2 separate regions of the Mus musculus genome follow, and region 2 is linked to region 1. The links are chromatin loops, found by intact Hi-C in ENCODE. Cell type or tissue: gastrocnemius. All regions are shown on one strand. Links, peaks and the distances in the headings refer to the core of each region. The heading gives the core; the rest is flanking DNA. Region 1 overlaps Ablim2 (actin-binding LIM protein 2). Region 2 has its middle 9.5 kb from the start of Sh3tc1.

What was found. A loop is a pair of places that touch in the nucleus more often than their neighbours do. Peaks named below come from ENCODE experiments on the same cell type or tissue, not always from the same donor. Only the 100,000 strongest peaks of a DNase experiment are listed, where the experiment ranks them.
Region 2: it touches region 1 in a loop (2.7-fold over the local background); 14 of 42 quality-filtered maps call a loop at or near these places.

The regions. Positions count from the first base shown.
Region 1 is chr5:35,847,913-35,858,818 of GRCm38, forward strand. Ablim2 (actin-binding LIM protein 2) reads left to right here. Exons shown (of 22, transcript NM_001177696.1): 14 at 892-993; 15 at 1,604-1,657; 16 at 9,216-9,268; 17 at 9,914-10,052. Among named protein-coding and RNA genes, the nearest start is that of Afap1, 40 kb to the right of the region's middle. In gastrocnemius, for the core only: no CTCF peak of the experiment used is centred there; DNase peaks (open chromatin) are centred at 5,729, 7,903 and 8,491; H3K27ac peaks cover 2,797 bases.
Region 2 is chr5:35,733,306-35,744,211 of GRCm38, forward strand. It overlaps a transcript of Sh3tc1 not described here. Among named protein-coding and RNA genes, the nearest start is that of Sh3tc1, 9.5 kb to the left of the region's middle. In gastrocnemius, for the core only: no CTCF peak of the experiment used is centred there; DNase peaks (open chromatin) are centred at 4,074 and 6,401; H3K27ac peaks cover 1,042 bases.

The sequences.
Region 1 (10,906 bases), core at 1,311-9,310:
CAGCCAGCTAGCCCCACATCCCCTGCCTGTCTGTGATGTCCCTTGCTGTCTCCAGTCCATCCAGGCCTGGTTTCTGTCCCATTGGCTTTAGAGTCCTGCGGCTTGATTTTGCCATTCAAAGGTTCATAGATCTAGAGAGCCCATTCCTTGCCAGTAGCCCTATCAGCTACTGCAGAGTCTAATGGAAGGAAAGAATTGTGCCTCGGGGTGTCCTGCTGTGAGCCGTACTCCTCATCCCATGTCCAGTACCACCGTGTTCTGTCCATCACATCCTGCATTGGCGGGAGGCGGGGCATCCACTCAGGTCACTAGGTGTCTTTGATGGGTGATTTGACCACACAGCCTCCTTCACAGAACACAGGACAGCTCTAGCCGAGAGAGGTTGGAGGCAGTAGAGCATCCTCATTTTGCTTGCCAGAAGCAGCCGTATCTAGGGACTGTGGAAGTTGATGGGATCCCCAGTTCCCCACACAGGCAGAGCCTCCTCTGGGGTTGTGAGGGCTGCTTTGACCCATTCCCATACCTTAGTCCTATTCTCACAGTTATTCAGTGCAATTTCCAAGCAAGCAGGACCGGAATTCCTGCACGAGCTACATCAGGGAGGCAGGAATAATAAGCCTGCAGTGTGTGTTCACACCCTCAGGATCCTGGGCTCTGCCCACTGCCCATGCACTAACATGCTCTTGGCTCTCCAATCACCGCCCCTTTGTCCCTTACACCCCCTAAAGCCAGGCACACTCCAGATTGAAACAGAAGTCATAGGGCCCGGGCTGGAAGGTTCTGGCATGGGCTTCCTTCAAGCTGGAGAGAGGGTTCACTGCAGATCAGCTCTGAAACCTTCTGCTGTGCCTTTCTGCTCCTCATATGCTGTCTCTGCTCTTCCATCTGGAGGCAGCGAAAGTGGCCGTAGCACCCCGAGTCTCTCAGTGCACTCCGACAGCAGACCTCCTTCCTCTACCTACCAGCAGGCTCCGAGACACTTCCACGTCCCAGGTAGGTTCATGCGTGCTTGAACCTCGGCTCCTCATGCACCATCTTGGCCACAACTGTTTGAGCATCTTCAAACTGAGTTTCCTTAAAAGCTACTCCATGGAGTAGGGTGTAGCGGTACATACCAGGTATCTCAGCACTGAGATAGGAGGGTCACAAGTGCAAGGCCAATCTGGAAGAGAAAAAATTATCTACAGATCAACAACACAAAACTCCTAATGCAATGTGTTTGCACGTTCCATGAAAACTGACATACACTTGGGATTTTCTCCAAGTCTCATAAATCGTGAGAAAATGTTTTTGTCCTGGTCAAAGGGAGAGAAGAGTCTGAGTCAGCTGCATCCCGGGGACCCAAGGTTCTTGTTGCTGCTTCCCCTGTCCCCCTCCCTTCCTGTCCCCTTCTGATCTGCGGTGGTGTTTAAACTGGGGGATGCTTGACGGAGGTGTGGGGCTTCAGCCTTGGCCACTTGCAGTTTTGAAACCTTTCTGGTAATTCCGGGCTGGGTGAGCCAGGAGCTGCCAGAAGCCCCTGGGTGGAGAGCATCTCAGCCACTTCCCTGCTCCTCCTCCTCCTCCTCACGTTCTTTCCTTCTCTTTCCTTCTTCTTTCCCAGACACTGGCGTAAAAGATAACATCTATAGGAAACCCCCTATCTACAAACAGCACGGTATGGTCGGTCTGATGGACTCCGCTGCTGTGTGTTGCCTGCATGTCTATTGTACCCTCTTGCTTCTGAATGCTTGCTCCTTTTGCTGTGTCCTGATCTGAGGCTGGGGGAGGCCCTACTGTCTGAACATTAAATGCACACTCACTCATAGACTCCTGGGAGGCCTCTCTTCACAAGAGAGGAGACACGTGCAGAGGCTGGTGCATGGCAGCTGGGACTGGGGCTGGGGCTGGGGCGTGTGTGCTAATTAAGAACCTTTATTTGGTGTTCTTGATGCTACTATGAGGCGCCCAGTCAAGATGGCGAGGGACTGGGGGCTTTTTACCCATGACCTGACACAGGCCTGATCTTTGGAAAAAATAATGACTTGGACCCAGTCACAATTTAGGGAGACTTTAGGTCTCATCTTTGAGAATATCTGTGATAGGATGGAATGCCTTGTTCTCAGCTAATGGGGTTCCTTGCATTGTGTAGAAGCTAGAGGTGGCTTGCAGCAAGGGTGTCTCCTATCCCTCTGACATCCCCACATCTTCTCCACATGGACCTGCCTGGGACAGATGTACAGGGAGAAAATTACTTGAGCTGTGGAGCATGACTCAAAAGGAGTCAGAGTTTCAATTTCTGGGTGACTGGGGAGGTCACTGCAGTGCCATGAGCCTCGGTTTCCTTGTCTGCAAACCAGACCCCCCTCTCGCTCTGTCCTCCACCTCCTCCACTCCATATCCTTTCCCCCTTGCCCTTTCTGTCCCCTTTGCCCTCATTCCTCCAGGACTGGGCCTGAGGTGCTCATAGAACAACAAGTGTGGAAACAGTTCAAAACTGTAAACGGCTGTTCACAGTGGAGACTTAAAGCCATCGCTAGAGACGAGAGAGAGCGGAGATTCCTGTATGGACGGCTCTTGCTCCGATGTGCCGAGGGAAAGCCCGTGCTTCCCACACTAATCAGTGCCAGCCAGCTTACTGGGGTTCGGTTTGGTTCCTCGGTGGTAGCGAGAGGCCCTGATCATCTCTGTGTCTTTCCTCTTCCTCCTCTCAGAAGGAATGAAGGGAATTGAAGTCCTGGTTTTTAGAATCTAAGCAGAGAGTACATGTATCCCTAAGGGGTGGGTGGGGGCAGTTAGATTATGACACCTTATACCAGAAACAGAACTGCAGCACCCTAGCCTTACAGGTAGAGAAACTGAGGCCCAGGCAAAGGAAGGACCACCTCATTAGGTGACTCCTGCAGCACATGCTGGGCAGTCTTTGAGGAGGGCCACGATCTCTATGCTCTCCAGAGCCCAGGATAGAGCTTGGCTTACGGGGCCTTAATTAGCCACTGCTATCTCTCATCTCCACTTGGCAGCTTAACTGTGTGGTTAATATCCATGGTCCAAGCGGAGTTGGCCTTGGCAAGGGGGAGGGTTAGAAAAATCACCTGATGACATTGACCACCAGTGTCTGACAGGGCCACACTGAGACAGTGTTGGTGTTCAAATCCTTTACTGAGCCTCCCGGGGAGGTCAGGTTCACAGTTACCAGCCACCAGCCTTGTATAAGGTATAAGACAGGTATAAGCCTGCTTGTCTGCAGGCTTGAAGAAACCCGGAGCAGCTGCCCAAGGCCAGGATTCTGTATGCTGATTCTGTAAAGAATCAGATCTTAGAGAGCACAGCCTCTGCCAGGCGTTCAGCAATGCAAACTCACGATAGGAACACAGCGAGCCATGCAAACTCTAAAGTGATGAGAAAGCCTTAGGGGCACAGAAGCTCCTTTTTAAAACCCCTGGGAAATACAGATACCCACAGTGCCTTTGTTTTCCAGTTCATGCATTTGATTGAGACCTTTGGTATTCACAAGCCCTCCCCACTCCCAATTTCAGATGGTAGTGTGTGCACACACATTGTGTGCATGCACGCCTGTGTACATGTGTGTGTGCTTGAACCCCCCTCCCCCAAGCGCTTGTCCCATCAAGGCAACTTGGCCACAGGCCTTCCCCAAGGAGCTCTGGAGCCCGATCTAGGCACCAGCAACATTATTTTAATCCTCATTCCAGCTTGAAACAGCCCTTGGGGCCATCTGAATCACAAGACTGTTTCATTAGCTTAAGATCCTATATTTAGCATATGAAAAGCAGCCACGCCTTTCCCCTGATGCATTTACCCCGTCCACTGCAAAGTCACTGGACACAGATGCTTCTGGGTTCCGTTACTGTTATTCTTCTTAGAAGCCTGAGTCTCATTTCTGCTTTTGGGAGCCACAAGGGTAGCCAGGCCTCTGTGCCCTTGGGTAGAAGTGACACTTGGTATGGAGAGCAAGATGGGGTGATCACTAATGTGCATCTGGCCTCTGTCCTTGTCCCTGGCGGCTGTCATCTTTTGACATTTTGTATTTCGATAACAGTTCCAGCTCTACTTGCTTGTTGCTTACTGGCTGTGTTAAAGAAGGAAAAGAGAGGAAGCAACTTAGGAAGTGATGGAAGGGGAGCAAGCAGGGGCGAGAGAGCTCAGGAGCATCCATCCCTGTACCACCAGACATTGCAAGAAGAGGGCCTGTAGTGCCTGCCAGGCAGGAGGCACAGGGCGTGGCAGCTGCTCAGGACAGAGGCTTCAGGATGGTCTGCACCTCAGCAGCCGCTGTGGGCTGTTGGGTTTCATGTGAAATTATAGTCACATGCACACACACGTGTATATGTGTGTGTGTGTGTGTACACACATCTACATGCACACTCACTTATACACACATATACACCTGAGTGCCCACGTATGCCTGCATTCATACATGCCTGCACATGCACACAACTATATGCACACATACCTGCACATACACACACAACTGAATGCATACATACCTACACACACACACAACTACATGCATACATACCTGCACATACACACACAACTGCATGCAGACATGCCTATACACACACACACACATACAAAGACACACACACGCATGACTGTATGCACACATACCTGTGCACATACACAGACACACACACAACTGTATGCATACATACCTGCACATCCATACAATCTGCATACACACATACCTATACACATACAACTGCATGCATACATATCTGCGCACACATACCTGCATATGCACACATACATGCACATATACACACACCTTCATACACAAGCAGCATCCAACCTTGTCACCTTGGGGAGGCAGTTGTGGGGAGAAACACGGCTGTCCTCATCCAGAGACTTAGCAGGGAGAAATGCTTCCCTCCTCAGGTTCATTCTCTTCAGAAAACTGGGAGTAAGCTCTGGGCCTCACAGTGCTTTCAGACAAATTCTGAAAATGGCAGAGCTGCTCGAACAGAAGGGACTCTCTGGACGCCGTCTCTCAAAGGAAGGAAAGCATCTGTTTTTAGACTGTTGTTTGGTCTTCCTGTTGCTGTGATAAAACCCCCTGACAAAAATCAACCGAAGGGAGGAAGGGTTTATTCCAGCTCGTAGTTCAAGAGTGTGGTCGGTCTTAGCAGAGACGTCAAGGTAGCAGGACCTTGAAGTCACATCACATGGACAGTCAGGATGCCAAGGGCATCAAAGGGCAGTGCTTGGCTTGGTTTCTCCTTTTTATACAACTTGGGGATGGGTCACCCACTTTTGCTGTGGGTCTTCCTACTTCAGCTAACCTAATTAGCCCTTTCCTCATGGGCATGCCCAGAAACTAATGTTCCTCAAAGGCATGGCTGGAGGTTCATTTCCTAGATGAATCCAGGTTACAGTGGCCATCACAACTGTCTAAGGCAAATGGTGCTTCCTCAAAGACTTCCCAAGAAGCTTGACTGTCCAGGGAAGATTGTCAGGTAGACTCTGTGTGCACAAAGAACATTAGAAACTTGGTACTCCCATGGGTCAAGTCTAGCAGAATTCCTCAAGGGACATGGGAGTCTTTCCAGAGAGGGCTTTAGGCACAGGCCTGTGGGGCTAAGAGGAGTTTCTCTCTGTCTTCTGAAGGCACGACAAGCCCCTTTCTCTGGAAGAGGGACAGTGGGTGGGAGAGAAGTCAGTGGGCATAGGCGCTGGTTCCACATCCTCTCCTCTGATGTCACTGTCAGTCCTGGCAGCAGTCGGCAAACAGATGCCATTCAGTCAACTTCACAGAAGGAAGCCAAGTGCCAAGAGATGCCAGGGGCTTTCACTAATTTATCTAAAGTGTAGTCTTTGAGCATCTACCATGTGTTTGGCTCTACTTCAGGGCTGGAGATATAATGATGGCCAAGCCCAGCCTACCCTGTGAAGCGCAGAATTGCCCCCAACACTTATGACCAAGTACATCCCTGCCTTGTGAAGCAGAGAATCCATAGAATTGCTCCCATTATGTGCACACACACACACACACACACACACACTTCCATTCTCAGTGTAATTCCAAAACAATTTAAACTGTATAGGTTGAATTCGTGCCGGGCAAGAGAAGTCCTGTCCGTGGGTCTAGTTCTCAGAGACCCATCTGGACCTGAGTAGAGAACCAAGATCCCCACTGTTCTGGAACCCTAAGGCCTGAGAACCCTAAGGTCAAGCCCCTGATTATTTCCCTGTGTGTTCAGAAACTCCTTCCCTTAAGAGAGATAGCATCAACCGGATGTGCCTAGGGCCTAGCTGTCAAAGCCTGTGCTTGGAGACTCATAGGGTGACACTAGACACTGGCAGGGGTGGCTCTACACCGAAGGCAGGCAGAGCTCCCATAGAGGCCAGAGCTGAGAATACCTGGTGGCCACAGACTGACCTGATCACCCTGAAACAGTCTCAGTGACCACCTGGAAGCCAGAGCTATGGAAGGGTAGGTACCAGCAGAAACATGGTGCTTGGCTTCCGTGGAGGCTCTGGGGCCACTGTGCTGTGGCCATCTACTCTCCGTGTCTACTTATCAATATGCGAGCCACTGGAGGAAGCACCAGGCACATCAGATGCTGCCGTGACCTTGAGCATCTCCTATCAGTTGTTCAGTGTAGAGGCAGATCTGTGCTCAGGTCTCTGTGAGCAAAGGTTAGGCCTTGTAATTTATACCCCTTGCAGGGAGAACAAAGTCTGTCAGCGGAGGCAGAAAAGGATCATGTCTGTTTCTTGTGTTCCTGTGCTCAGGACAGGGCAGGTGCACACTGTGCAGTGGGGAAGGAGAGGACGAATACTGAAGGGCTAGGTGGCAGGCACCCAACATGATGAGGGACAGGTAGATAAAGGGCAGCATGGATGAATGGATGCATCCGTGGACAAAGGAGTAGACTGAAGCGGACAAAGAGAGCATAGGTGGGTGGTTGGGTGAATAACTGGAGAACGGTGGATACAGGGGTAGGTGAGTCAGTTAGTGGGTGCACTTATCCAAAGTGGAAGATAGGTAGGTAGGTAGGTAGACAGATAGATAGACAGATAGACAGATGATAGATGGCTTAGTGAGTGGGTGGTTAATAATGCATGGGTGGATGAATGGAGCAATTGATTGGTGGATACATGAATAGATAAAAGATAGATGATAGATAGATAGATAGATAGATAGCTTAGTGGGTGAGTGGGTGGATGGATGGACAGATTGATGGTTGATGGGCAGGTTAGTGGATAGATACATGAGGAGATGAGTGGGTTAGTGTCTGGGTAGAGAGGTGGATGAGCATGCAGATGGGTCGGTGGGTAAGTGGAGTGTTAAGAGAGTAAGTAGATAGAAATGAAGCGATGAGCAGCAGCAGTACACATATGTGACACATCAAGGAAGGAGGGAAGGGATACCTGCAAATTACCTTCAGGGTTGACCTCTTGCCTTTTCCTGGCATTGCAGACCTGTGAGCTGTCCTTCATTCATTTCCTCAGACATTATCCACATGAGTTAGAAGGGTATGATGGTATTTTCCCATTTTACAGATCAGAAAACTGAGGCTCAGAGTTGTTACGGAAGCAATCTACCAACAATGCAAAATGCCTGGTGAATTTGGCTCTGGTCTGGCAAACTGCACACCTGCCACAGTTTGTAGTGTTTGCAGAGGACCTTGTTACGTCTCCACAGAACATCCCCCCCAGCAAGTGGAGGATTATTCTGGAGCCCAAGGTGGCACTATGTTGGAGTGTGTCTGGCTAGTGGATTATCCATAGCTATATGAAATCTTGAAAACCCATGGCTTGGGCTACCAGGGTGGGATTTCACATCCCGAAGAGCCCCTGAGCTAGAGCCTCTCTCTGGCTGACATGGTGGAGCAGAACTGTCAGAGCTCAGAGCTTGTCACCGCGCCCTCTGTCAGAGCTGGTGCGTTAGCCACATTCTGTGCTGCTGCCCAGTGACAGCCATTGCCTGAGCAGCAGGAGTTACACTGCCCCCTCTCTGAGTGCCTCCACTGAACCGCCCCAGCAAGGCTGGCCTTCACTGGCCTCTGGATATGGAGAGAGCAGAGGGTTTATTTCCAACTGAAAACAAAACAAAACAAAACAAACAAACAAAAAAACAAACCAGTCTCTCGTACCAGGAGATACAGAAGCCACAGGGGGAGAAACAGTCAGCATGTCTAGAATGGAAGTACTCAGTCTTCAATTTTGGCCCTATCTTGTCAAGGTCCTGTAGCCCAGTCCCCAATGTCCAAGCTCTCTGGCCTGGTGTCAGTTTTGTCCTTGGTGGTGCAGGAGGCAGGGCGCTCCAAGAGATGGGCAGGGCTGAGCCCACCGCAGGCTGCAGGTAAGAAGCCTGTCTGCTCTCCTCCCTGAGCTCAGCCCTAGCTGGTGAGGATCCCAGGGCTTCCAGAAATTGCTGTGTGCACGGGTTTGGGGTAGATCTTGGTCTCCCTGCACTGTCTGAGTCCTGAAATAAATAGACCAGCATGCCTTGCATGGTTTCTTTGTTTACTCCTGGGAACAGGGTCAGCCCAGTGGGACGATAAAAATGCTGCCAAGAGTCTTCTTGGTAAACACGCTGCTGTGGGGTGAGCCCTGGCTCTGAGTGAGCTCATCTCTGGGCACACTGTCACTCTGGGCACACTGTCACTCTGCTGATTCTTGAGGACTCCTCCAGTGGCATAGCTCAGGGCTGGTCAGGCAGCTCAATGGGGCAGGCAGGGGAGAGAACCTGAGTTCATGTCACTCTCAGCCCCCTCATCTCACTTCATGACGGTCTCAAAAGTGAGACCCCTCCCTGAGCCTCAGTCTCTCCATCTGTGAAATGAAGCAGATCCCAGTTTTGCAGAGTTCTTGATGGGAAAGAAGCAGTGATGCCCAAAAGCATGTGTCTGTGTCTGACACCAAGGCCGTCGAGGCGAGACCTTCTGTCCTTTCAGGGTCTCCCTCTAAAGGTCAATAGTATGTCCATCAAATGCCAAGTGGCTCCACCTGAGGATGTGGCTGCATTTCTCCAGGTTGGAGGTGTGGCTAGAACTAGAGTAAGGCCATATGTGGCTCAGGACACGCCCACCTCCTGGGCCACAGGCCCCCAAGGAGGCTGCTCCAGTGTGTCATTCCTCCAGCCTGTGAAAGGCATTCATTGCGTTGTCCTTTTGGTTGCTTTTCCTCCCCCTTTTGAGCATTATGTAAAGTAGGGCCCAGGACAGACACAGGGTGAGCTGCCTTTACAGACCGACTTTCCCTTCCAGCTGCCAGGCGATTGGACGTGGAGGACAGCAGCTTTGACCAGGACAGCAGGAAGGTAAGGAGGGGGACCACAGCCCTGCGGGGTGGGATGGCCACTCCAGTGGAACTCCAGTCCTTTTCTCACTCTGCCCCTGGAGTCCCAGGAGGACCAAGGTGGGAGCCATACTCGTCTGCCTCCCTTTATACTCTGTATGGGCACATGCTCTGCCAGGGTCCTGCCTCGGCCGAGTAGCCAGGCTGTGGTTCTGGGACTGAGGAGATACGAACATTGACAAAGAAATAACCCCAGTGCATTCTGGGGTATTTGACATGAAGGTTCTAGAACAGCTTGGCAGGTGGTTTTTTGTTTGTTTGTTTCTGTTTTGTTTTGTTTTTTAAATGAATGGCGGAAAAGTCAAATGTAATAGACATTACTGGCATACCTCTTTGATGTGGCCAGTTGTAAAAGTGCCCCGAGAGGATGTGGGGGCCAGACATCACAACAGCAGGCTGCAGGCAGCATTCGGCCATCTCTCCAGCTGCATCATGAACTTTCAGAATGAGACGCCTTTAATGGTGAGACGGGTACTAGACGTTTGGCTTCCCGCAGTGGAGTTGGCTTGTGGGTTAGGCGTACGGAGCTCCTTGAATGAACGTTCTGGTGAAACGTTTCACCATCGCAGATGACCTCAGTGTTCCTGTGACCTTTTTTCCTCTACAGAAGACAACCTGGCTGCTTCTCAAGGGGGATGCAGACACCAGAACTAACTCTCCAGACCTGGACAGTCAGTCGCTGTCCCTCAGCAGCGGGACTGACCAGGAACCTCTCCAAAGAATGGCAGGGGACAGCCTCTACTCACGTGAGTGGCTCTTCTGAAGCCCACAGGAGACTGCCAGCGAAGGGCCCCCTACTGAGCGGGCCCCCAGATCTCAGCTTTATTGCTCCCCCCCAATTAAGCCTAAGAGCTAGCAACAGCATGTAACCCTAACATTTGGATGGCAGAAAGATTGCTGTGAGTTTGAGGCCAGCCTGAGCTACATAGTGAGACTCTGTCTTAAAAATAAAATTAAAACAAAACCAAGACCTCCCAAACAGCCTAAGAATGTGAATCAAGCCAGGTAAAGCAGTGTCTCTCCACAGTGACATAGCTAGCTAGTGTGTGCACAGCGCCCCCTCGTGGTTCTCTTGGAGCAGGCAAGAAAGCAAAGAGAACAGCTCCCAGGGCCTCTTTTCTCTGGGGGCAGATGTGGTCATGGTCAGGAGGCGAGCACAGACCTGGAAACTGGTACAAGGCACTGTCCTGGTCCCTGTAACACACCGAGAAAGCACTTGGAGTTTCCTAGGTAATACGACCCGATGTCACGGGTAGCAAAGCTGGTGTATGCTTAGCCTTGCGGGTGTTGTGAAGCCTGGCTTAGGGATGATTCCCAAGGATAGAGTACATTCCCATCCTGTTGTTCACTGAAGATGCTGTAGGTCCCAGGCAGAGCCAGCACAGGCTGCAGGCAGGCTCAGTCTCACACAGAAGCAGCCTCTGGTCTAAGCTGGGCCTAGCAGTTGTTGTCCATAGCTGTGGCTGAGGTTGGACGTAGAGGTGACGGGAATCTGTGGTGTGAGAAAGCAGAGGGAACCCCGCTGGCATCACGGTGGTACCGACTCTGCGTGAAATCTGCCTGCCCTGCTAACTGGCTTATGATAGAAGCCAGAGCAGCA
Region 2 (10,906 bases), core at 1,028-9,027, 110 kb before region 1:
GGAGGGGGGCCAGGTCTTTAAACAGTGTGGCCTAGGGGTCCTGAGTGCACAGAGACATGAAAGTAGAGAGTTCTAGACTGGCCAGGCAGTGGTGGCGCAGCCTTTAGTCCCCAAACTAGAGAGGCAGAGACAGGCAGATCTCAGAGTTCAAGGCCAGCCTGGTCTACAGAGATGAGTTCCAGGACAGCCAGGACTACACAGAGAAACCTTGTCTTGAAAAACAAAACAAAACAACAACAACAAGTTCTAGACTGGAACCATGTGGGTGCTACACAGCTGCTACTTCCCCAGAAAGCTAAGGGAAGTCATGTCCCAGCTAGTAAATTCAATGCCAGGGCAGACACCAGGTCCCAAGCCCCATGGGCTCTCACTTCCTAGAGCCCCTGTGTACCTGAACCCTGTGCAGGCCTTGCCTGGAATTCCTGGCATTTCCGAGAGCTCAGTCACCCTTGGGATGATTTTTGACTATGGCTTATGCAAACATTAACCAGTCCAAGCACAACTTCCCATGGACCTCTGTGAGGAACAAAGTTCTATCAGCTAAGACCAATTTCTGGAAACTGAGGCCCCCCGTAGGCCACATCACTGCCCTCCAAGATGGGGATTTCTGCAGCTCTCCCCCTTAATGCCAGCCTTAGGCTTAATGGGAGTGTGGAGGCAATAGCCAGGCAAAAACTCTGGTTGTTAAGGAGGCACAGCCCAACTTACTCTCTCAGTCATTTCCCAGCTCTCCATCCTAGCCAAACCTCAAGTGCTGTGCACGCTGTCGCTATACCGCTATACCCGTCAGACACAAGCTACCTCAAGCTGCCTCTGCTTCAGTCATGAGCCCAGTGCCAGCTGTGGATGCCAGAGGCACCTTCCTGGTCTCTCCAACCCAGTGAACTGCATGTATGCTGTCCTCCTCTGGTCCTGCTCTGGTGACAGCTACATGGGAGGAGATTACTTAGCTGAAGCCTGGAGCTCCTATGTTCTCTTCTGCCTCCTTGGGGGCACCATACTGGGGTATGGTGCTAGAAAGACAGAGACTGAGTAGCATCTGCCAGCAGGTCCCTGCTGCATGCTACTGGTTTGGTCACAGCAAACCCCAATGTGAGAGGCACACCTGCACTCTTCACAACCTAGGAGCCCAGCTGTGGTGTTTCCTAAGTGATGTAATGGGGGGAGTGGTCAGTGGGATGCCTGCTCTGATGCCAGGCCAGGTGTGTACTGTGGGGTCTCATCCCATCTGCCACAGGGTGGGGCATTACCTCTGTAAAGCACTGTTTGTACAATAAAAACAACCTAGTGACAGACACCCATCTCCCATTATTCACTCCGCACACAGCTCTCCTCAGAGGTGACTGGGGAGAACAAGTTCTGGGGTCAACAGCTCAGGTTAGTCCTCTGGGTAGCTACTTCAAACTCAGCCTCTAGATCTGCCTGGCTCAGCACCTCTAGGCGTGAAGGAGGGGACCACAAAGAACACCAATATGACTACTATCATGATACTTCAGCAGGGGCAAGAGTGGAGGAGATGGACCAGTGCTGAGCATCGGAGATGTGGCTGAGCCACATAGCCTGGACCACTCAGAGGAGCTCACAGTCAAATGGCAATGATAACCGTGGGAGATAGATGGACAGAATAGCACCACCCCCAAGGCTGGGACAGGGCAGGCAGCTATAGATGGGTGGAAAGTGTCCTGGAGGTGGGGTACCCGGACAAGTGTGGCTCATGAAATGTGCCTGAACACATTGTCTGGAAGGGTAGGAACATACAGATGGGCAAGGAGTGGCTGGTGGTGCCAGGAGTCAGAGGGTACAATTGCTGGACAGATCAATCAACCATGGGTAGGTAGATAAATGGATAGGCAGTTAGCTAGATAGAAAAATATATAGATGGATGGATGGATGGATGGATGGGAAAGGACAAACAGATAGGCAGGCAGACAAATAAGTGAATGAATGATTGGTAGCTCAACAAGTCCCTACTGTGATATGACTGTGCAAAGAGGACACAGGCCCTAACTGAAAGAGGACCCAGGGGATTTGGCTAGAGCAATTTGAGCAAGAAATAAAGTGACACTGGATAATAACCTAAGGTTTAATATCTGTTCTTGGTTGCCAGAGAGACTACATCTGGAATTAACTAAAGCTAGGTACACCTGTGAGAGATTTTTATTTCTTTTCCTTTCTTTTTTTTTAAAGGTTTATTTATTTGTGTATTTTATATACATGAGTGTTCTGTCTTCATAAAAACCAGAAGAGGGCATCGGATCCATTACAGATGGTTCTGAGCCACTATGTGGTTGCTGGGAATTGAACTCAGGGCTTCTGGAAGTCCATGTTCAACCGCGGAGCCATCTCTCCGGGATTTTTTTTCCCTAATTAAAAATTATTTGAAATGGAAAGATCTACTTTTAATCCAGATCTTTTGAGGTGGGAAGACCCACCTTTAGTCTTGGCCATACCTTCTGCTGGCTGCCTATATTAAAGCCATGAAAGGAGCTTGCTCTCTTTGCCTGCTTGCTCTCGCTCTCTGACAAGCTCATTCCTTCATTAGCACTGGAACCTACTTCTTTGGGATTCCAGCTTATACTGAAGATGAATTGAAACATCCTGCCATGTGGAGTGAAAAACTACCTCCAGACACTGTTGGAATAGCTGGAGCACAGAGTATACACCAGTCTAATAAATCCCCCTTATATATGTATGTTATATATTTTAAAATTATATTCATTTTATCAGTTCGGTGTGAAATAATGTCCCAAGTCCAACCTGGTATAAACAAGTTGGCTAGCTAAGTGTGGTGCTTTGAATAAGGAAGGTTTCTATAGGCTTATGTATTTGATTTTTTGTTTGTTTGGTTTTTGTCGGTTTTGTTTTGTTGTGTTTTGTTGCTGTTATTGTTTTAGGTTTTTTTTGAGACAGGGTTTCTCCATGTAACTGTCCCTGTCCACTGAACTCATTCTGTAGATTAGACTAGCCTGAACTCCACCTGTCTCTGCCTCCCAGTGCTGGGATTAAAGGCATGCTCCACTACCACTGGGCCATAGGCTTATATATTTGAATATTTGGTTCCTAGTTGGTGGACGGTTTAGGAAGGATTAGGAGGTGTGCTCTTGAAAGAGATGTGTCCAGTGGGGGCTGGGCTTTGAGGTTTCAAAAGCCCACAGCAGGCCCAGTGTCCTGCCTGTGGATCAGAGTGTGAGCTCTCAGCGATTCCAATGCCTGCCTGCCTGCCTGCTCTCATGTTCCCTGCCATGATGGCATGGACTCACCTGTAAAGCTGTAAGCAAGCCCCCAATTAAATGCCTTTATTTGTAATTTTGCCCTGGTCAAGGAGTCTCTTCATAGCAATAGAGAAGTAACAATAACTCTAAGTAAATGGAGGGTGGGAGGGGCCTGCTACCTGCTGCATCCCACAAACATTTGTTGCTCCCCTATCCTGACAGCAAGAGACCTGACAATTATTCCCTAAGTGCAGCACACATGGTGAGCTCCCCAGGACAGAGTAGAGGGCATCGGAGCAACCTTACCTCTCAGACTTTTGGCCACAAGGGGCCAAAAGCAGAGTCCTGGGAACCTACTGGCCAATCCCTAGACAAATCCTGTTGTGTTGTGTATGGTACACTCACTCTGCTCAGCAGTCAGGAAAGTCTCTTAGGACTCCATTCAGAGATTCTTGAGCAGGGTCTTGGAGGGTGGATGCGTGTCAGAGTGCTGGGCCATGTGAGCCTCGCGGTGGACAAGTACTGAGTGGACCTGACAAAGGAACGAGGTGGAGGTGAACAGACGCCATGGTGAGAAGCATCTGTAATGGCAGCTCCAGTCCTCTTTTACCCCAGAGGTCCTGTGGCCCACAGTGAGACAAGAAACTAAGAGGATGACAGCCTTCCCCAGATACTACATCAGAGTACCTGTCATCAAAGGGGGACTGACGTCCCCATTCCTGTCTAGTACCTTAAAACATGACATGACGTTGACTGAGCCCAAGACCTCCCATCCTCCTCTCCGAGGTTAGATCAGCAACCCTGACATCTGCCACTTCATCTTTGGCAGGCAGCCAAGATCAGAGTGCGGCCCGCCTGGTCGTAATCACAATTGCATTCACCTTTGGCCAGCAGCCCCATTCCTGGGTACTCATTCTCAGACTGCCGCCTCTGGTGTGGGGACAGGTGCCAAGCCAGCTGTTGACAACACCAGCGCCTTGGAAATAGCCTGGGTGTCAGATAAGTCACACTCCCTTCCACACTGCATAGCAAGCGCAGTGATAAAGAACGAGAGCTTTCTCCGTGTGCCCACGAGGTATGCCGTGGAGACACACCAGACGGGCAGCAGGGCAACAGCAGTCTCGTGCCACCTGGACACTCAAGCACACTCCTCTCCTCTGCACGGGAGAAGAGACCAACCTAGGCAGCAGAGCGTGGGGCCAGCAAAGGGGCTGTCTGTCCCAGGGGAGCTTGGGGACTTTGGAATGAAACCATCTAATGACGTTGTGGCGGTGAGTGTGGCACCATGGTACTCTCAGGAGACGCTGGCCATCAAGGCGCAAAGAGTAAACCTCAGTGGACACACAAATCAAGAGGACAAGGGGCACCCCAGGACATGTAGGCAAAATAAATAGACAGACAGACAGACAGACAGATAGATAGACCAATCCAATGGGTTACAGATGCATGGTAGATCTCTTTAGAGCTGAAAGGGGGAGGGGAGGGGTCCAGGGACAGAATAGAACCTTTGGGAATTTGAGCATGCAGAGGCCTCCAGTTGAGTTAACATCTGCTCTAGATCCTGAGTGGATGGTCCCTTGGGTTGATCACTTTTTTGTCAGTTTAACAGAAGCTGGGAAGAAGGAACCTCACTTGAGACAATGCCTCCATAAAACTGGCCTGTAGGCACCTCTGTGGGACATTGTTCTGATTGGTGAGCCATGTGGGTGGTACCAGGTCTTGGCAGGGGTTCTGGGGATATTTAAGAAAGCAAACTGGTGAGTCTGAGTAGTGTACACCTTTAATCCCAGTACTCTGGAGGTAGAAGCAGGCAGATCTCTGAGTTCAAGGTCAGCCTGGTCTCTGCATAGGGAGTTCTAGAGCACCCAGGGCTACAGAGTCTCAAAAAAGGAAAGAAAGAAGTAAAAAGAAAAAGCCATATTCTCCCATGGCCTCTGCTTCAGTTGCTGCTTCCAGGGTCCTGCCTGGGCTTCCCTGAATGATGGACAGCTACAAGCTGTAAGATGACGTAATGCCTTTCCTCAAGGAGTGCCTGGGGTTTATCACAACAAGAGAACCGCTGACATCCCTGCACCAAACCTGTATGACACCAGACACCAACAACAGGAGACAGAGGGCTGTTCAGGGACTCCCTGCCCCACCTTCATCTGACAACTTCCAAATACTGAAGTCTATATGAGTCTCAGTCAGGAGAAGGCTAGATGGATTTGGAGGGCAAATGACTGAGGCCTAGGGATGGATGCATTGGCTGGGATCCTGCTGAAGGACCTACTCAGGGACACACCTTCTTATGCTGTTACCCACAGAAGCTTAGGGCAGAGTCTAGGACTCTCTTACGGTCCTGAAGCATCAGGGAAACTGAGGCAGGCTTTTGAAATAGTACCTTGTTTCAAATTTGTGTAATTGTGAACTCTGCTGGGCTCCTGGAAGACAGAGACCCACCCTTTACCATGAACAAAGTTCTGTTGAGTTCAGGCTGCTCCTACAAAATGCACACAGACCACACATGCTCCAGTCCTCCGGGCGGGAAAAGAGGAGACATACCTGGCTTAGGATGCTTACAGACAAACAGATTCTCAGGAGGCCTTGCTCCCTTTCCCTAGGGCCTGAGCTGGCCTTCTCAGCTTCTGTACAAAGTCCACACACTCACCAGCCCTGACCAGCCTTAAATTCCAAGGGCTAACAGATCCACTCAGCAGGAGTACTCTTGTGTCTGGGGAGGTGGGATGGGGGAGGGTGTCAGACCCTTTCTGATCACTACCCTACTGTCCCCAGGGGCTGGCAGCTGGTAGGAACTTCAGCCCCTGGGGAGGAGAGGGCTGTGCTGAGATGAGAATATGGGAGTTTGAGAGCAAAGCACAAGATGCCCCTGTCTTTGGTGCTGGTGTCCAGCAAGTGGAGGAAAATGTAAGCGTGGTCAGCATCCTGCTCTCAGCGCAGGACTCCTGCTTCATCCACAGGGCACCACTGTACTGTGGTCACTAACCATATGCAGACACTGCTCAGGGCAGCCACAGTATCCCCCAGCATACAGATGGGGAAAAAGAAGTTCAGAGGAGTAGAGTTGCCCAAAAACACTCATCCAGCAAGTGTGAGACTGAGGCCAGGAGACATCATCAGCTTCCTCTAGAACTCTACCACTCCACATGGCACCGGACCAAGGCTGGCTCTTAGGATAGTGGGGAGACCACACCCTCTACTTCATACCTCCTGTCTGCCCTGGCAGGGCCCGGTTCCACTCACTTTTCAGACTGAGAAATACCAGGGCCTCTTTCCTTGACAACAGCCACCCGAAACCTGTCCTCTCTGCTGCTCCAGATCAGACCAGTTCAAGTGCTTATCATCCCAAGTTCAGCCTCTGTAGTCCTCACCTGCTCCCACAGGTGCGCAGATTGTAGTTCTCTCCTGGAGCAAACCCAGCAGAGACGTCCAGGACTTACCTGGCCAGTAGAGCAGCGGCTGCCAAGGAGGAAGGGTGGGGGGAGGGTGTAGGGGCTCCAAGCCTCCTCTACCTGCACTGGATGAATGTCTCAGGCCCCAGGAGGCGGCAGAACAGGCCCTGCCCAGGCCGCTGGGCTCCAATCAGACAACCTGAGTCATTGGCAGGCTGGGCCCGCCCTGCTGGGAAGGGGCCAGCCTCCTTCTGACCTTCCTCCTCCTTATCAGCCATCAGAAGAATGTCAGCTCCTAGTCAGCATTCCCCTGGTGGGTGCGGGAGAAGCAGATTAAGAGCTCTTCCCAGGATTTGGGGATATGAGAGGGGCTCACACCTCAGTCGACAGGCAGGCAGTTGGGACAGCCACCAGAGGAAGGGCTGTGTTAGGGTGCAGACAGCTCAGCCACACTCATGCCTAGTGATTAAAGCTGGAGCTGAGAAGACTGAGTTTAGCAAGCCCTGAGTGAGCACTTATAGAAGAGTTCCAGGCCCCGTGTAGCACCAGCAAAGCAACAGCAAAGGTAGGCAGATCTCCCACATGGTGTCCCGAGAAACTATGCTCAAACACGGATGTCCCTAAGGTTAGATCCTGGGCCCTTCACTTGCTTGGCGAACGTGACTAATTAGGATTCTTCTTAAGAGCTGCTAAATAAATGATCCTCACCTTCAGGTGAGTCTTTGAATCACTGCTCTAAGAAGCACTTCTGCCAGCAGAGAATCAGCAGGTGGCAGTCACCCGGGGCATCCCTGCCCCCTGGGGCCCCCTAGCCATCAGGGTGGGGTTGCTGCCTCCTGGATGGGTGCCGCAGCCAAGGATGTTTCTCAACCATTCTGGGGATCCTTTTCTTCCAAGGAATCCCCAGCGTTGGGGGAGTGGGTGTTTTAGTAAATGGAGAGGATTTGGCCTCCTGTGGGCGTGCGCAAGCTTTTATCAGTCATCCTGCGGAGTCTGACTCTTTACTTATTGTGGTTTGTATGGGGGTGGGGCAGGGGCAGCTCAGCAGGGAGGCAGGAAACACCTGACACCGCTGGCCACTCAGTCTTCATCACCTGTGTGAATGGACTAACCAATGGACTAGCCAATGCGATTCCAGCCTCGTGGCAATTCTCTTCTTTGCTTTTGTTTAGGATTTACATGAGATTCGCCCTCAGATCCACGTTGATCCCATGCACTCAGCGACCCCTCACACCGTCCCTCTGGCCAGGACTTGCCTCCCTCCCCGCTGCATTCTGTGTGTACATGCCCACACTTCCAAAGCTGCTCCAGGACCTGGGATTCTGCCAACCCTAGCCAGCAGCAATCCAGCCCTGCAGTGCGACGCTAGAGACCATCCCCACCTGGGCTGGCTGGTGGGCTGCTGGCCGACACCCTGCACAGACACGTAGGGCCAAACCTATGTGACTTAGAGCTCATCCCCTCCCCCTAGTGAGACTGATGGGAACTGGTGGCCCTGGAGTCCGCTCTATCATTAGTGCAGTGGCCCAGCTTGGGGCCTTAGAAAAGCGTAGTCCAACCCACTTTCCCCCTCTCCAAGGCCTTGCATCACCAGGCACTTTGCTGGGTGCCTCCCTTGTGCCTCCAGTTTGGGTGTCTCCTGACTGACAAGGTCTTCAAAGCTTGTCCCTTTTCCGGGCTCAAAGATTGGCTGGAACAGTGGAATTGCAGGAAGAAATGCCTTCCTGGAGGGCCTGGGACAGGGGTGGGGACCGTAGCAGAACAATCCCCGTGGCTCCAACTTCACACGACGATGACTCTCCCCTCTGAAGGGTAGGCCCACAAGGCTCATTTGTGCTTGGAGTCCTCTGCCTCCCTGACCCGACCGGTCCCCTCACAGGGTCCAGCCTCATCAGCAGTCCACACCTTTGTTCCTGGCTCCATGGCAGATGACAGGTGCCTCTCTGAGTTTAGGTTCCACTCTGTAGAGTTGGAGCTCTATGGAACCTCTGGTACTAGAGCTGGTGCCTTCCTTGACTTCCAGATTGTCACATTATCCTGTATAGTGCCTCCTACCTTTTCCTCAGGCCACTGTGTGCTGAGGCACACAGCGCAGGGGGAGAGCCATGACCCACACCCCTTCTCATGTTCCAGAGTTCTGGCTGTGAACTCCTTGCAGCAGCCCCACCCCACACCTTCGTCCTTTAGGCTAACTTGACTGGGCTCGGTATTTGCAGGGAAGAACTAAGACATGGAACATCTGCCTACGATGACCGGCTCGGTGGAGCTTGACTTCATTTAAGACATGGATCTGTTGCACAAGTCCTAAAGCTGCTCTTAGCCTAAAGAGCATATGAGATTACTGGTACTTAAAATAAAGCCAAGAGCTGGGTGGGTGCATGCCTTTAAAAAAAAAAGATTTATTTATTTATGTATATGAGTACACTGTAGCTGTACAGATGGTTGTGAGCCTTCATGTGGTGGTTGGGCTCCGGTCAACCCTGATTGCTCTGGTCAGCCCTGCTCCAGCCCAAAGATTTATTTATTATTATAAATAAATACACTGTAGCTGTCTTCAGATGCACCAGAAGAGGGCACCAAGTCTCACTAAGGATGGTTGTGAGCCTTGGTTCTGGGATTTGAACTCAGGACCTTCGGAGGAGCAGTCAGTGCTCTTACCTGCTGAGCCATCTCGCCAACCCCAGGGGTGCATGCTTTTAATCCCAGCACGGCAGAGGCAGAGGCAGAGGCAGAGGCAGAGGCAGAGGCAGAGGCAGAGGCAGAGGCAGAGGCAGAGGCAGAGGCAGAGGCAGAGGCAGAGGCAGAGGCAGAGGCAGAGGCAGAGGCAGAGGCAGAGGCAGAGGCAGAGGCAGAGGCAGAGGCAGAGACAGGTAGATTTCTGTGGGTTTTAATGCCAACCTGGTCTACATAGTGAATTCCAGTACAGCCAGAGAGAGACCTTGTTTCAAAACAAACAAAACAAAACAAAACAAAAATATGTAAAAACATGTCCACTTTTTTCTGCCCAGGTTTTGCCCCCAAAGTGCTGGTCAGGACACTCCAGTTGTCTGTGCTGCTCCTGGGGACAGCCTTTCAGCTGCTGCTACCCACCTGAGGTGGACCCAGACCCCACCTGCATCACTGATCCAGAGAGTCACTATGTCACAAGTTCCTCTCCCACTCACCTCTGTTCCTATCTCTAGCCTGCTTGCTTCTTTGAGGGACATTTATGCTGCCCAGAGTCAGTATCCCAGTCTGAAGAGGATGGTCCTGTCCTGGTCTGCCACGTCTGTCCAAGTGGACAGACTGGAAGAAAAACAGGTGCCTAGACTGAGAAGGCCTGGGACAAGGCTAGACCCCCTCTACTGAGAACAGACTCCTTCAAGTTGCCCTCTGACTCCACACCTTGTGCAGTCACACATGGACAGAACTCACATCTATGACCGAGTGGCCTTGATAAAGGTTGAAGGATGGAGACAGGCTGCTTGATGAAGCAAGAGCAGAATTCTTGGCCAGTTCTCCTCTTTCGTTTTCCTGGCACTATGAGTTTGGACCACGTGACCTCAGCCAGTGTCCTCGCCCTCTGTGAGTCTGAGTATCCCTGACTGAAATGGGTCAGGCCTGTTTTTCTGTTCCCTGCCTGTGGCCTGCTGGATTTCAGCTTTTCTCAGTCTGTCCTCTCAAGGAGTCCTATGCTGCCCTGATGCTACCTATGAAGCCCTCTGAAGGCTGCAGCCCTGCCTCTAAGGAGCTTTTTTTGTCAAAGCCTTGCAGTTCCCCAACTCTGGCCTGTTACCTACCTCACCGGCAGCTGCCCTGAAAGGCCAGATCCTTCCAAGGAGTGGGGAGATAGGCTGTGGGGGGATCAGGAGACTTTCTTGGGTCATACAACCACTCCTGAATGTCACTTGTGTGACCCAGGAAGTCAAGCCACAGGCTAGGTGGGGCAAGAAACAGGAGACGGGCAGGACACATTGCAATTTGCAGTGTGGAACGGTGACTTCCTTCCCTTAGACTTGATCCTCCAGAGTCCTTGTGTAAGCTAGCTCGTGTCTCTGCCCCTAGCCTTGGCCTCTGAGGGGCTGTGTAGGCACCTCTGTCCTAGACAGGAGTGGCCTGAATCACTCCCGGGTCTGAAGCAGAGCACTGCAGCTAAGCAGCCATAGAGAGCAGTTTCTTGGAAGGAAGCAGGTTCCCTGTAAAATGGTTAGGCAGAACCCCCACTTTGGCAAAAGGTATTGTGTTAGGAACTACCCACATTCCAGAACCAGGTTCACCCCCAATCTGCCTTCAGCGACTCAGTGCCAGCAGCCACATCATCAC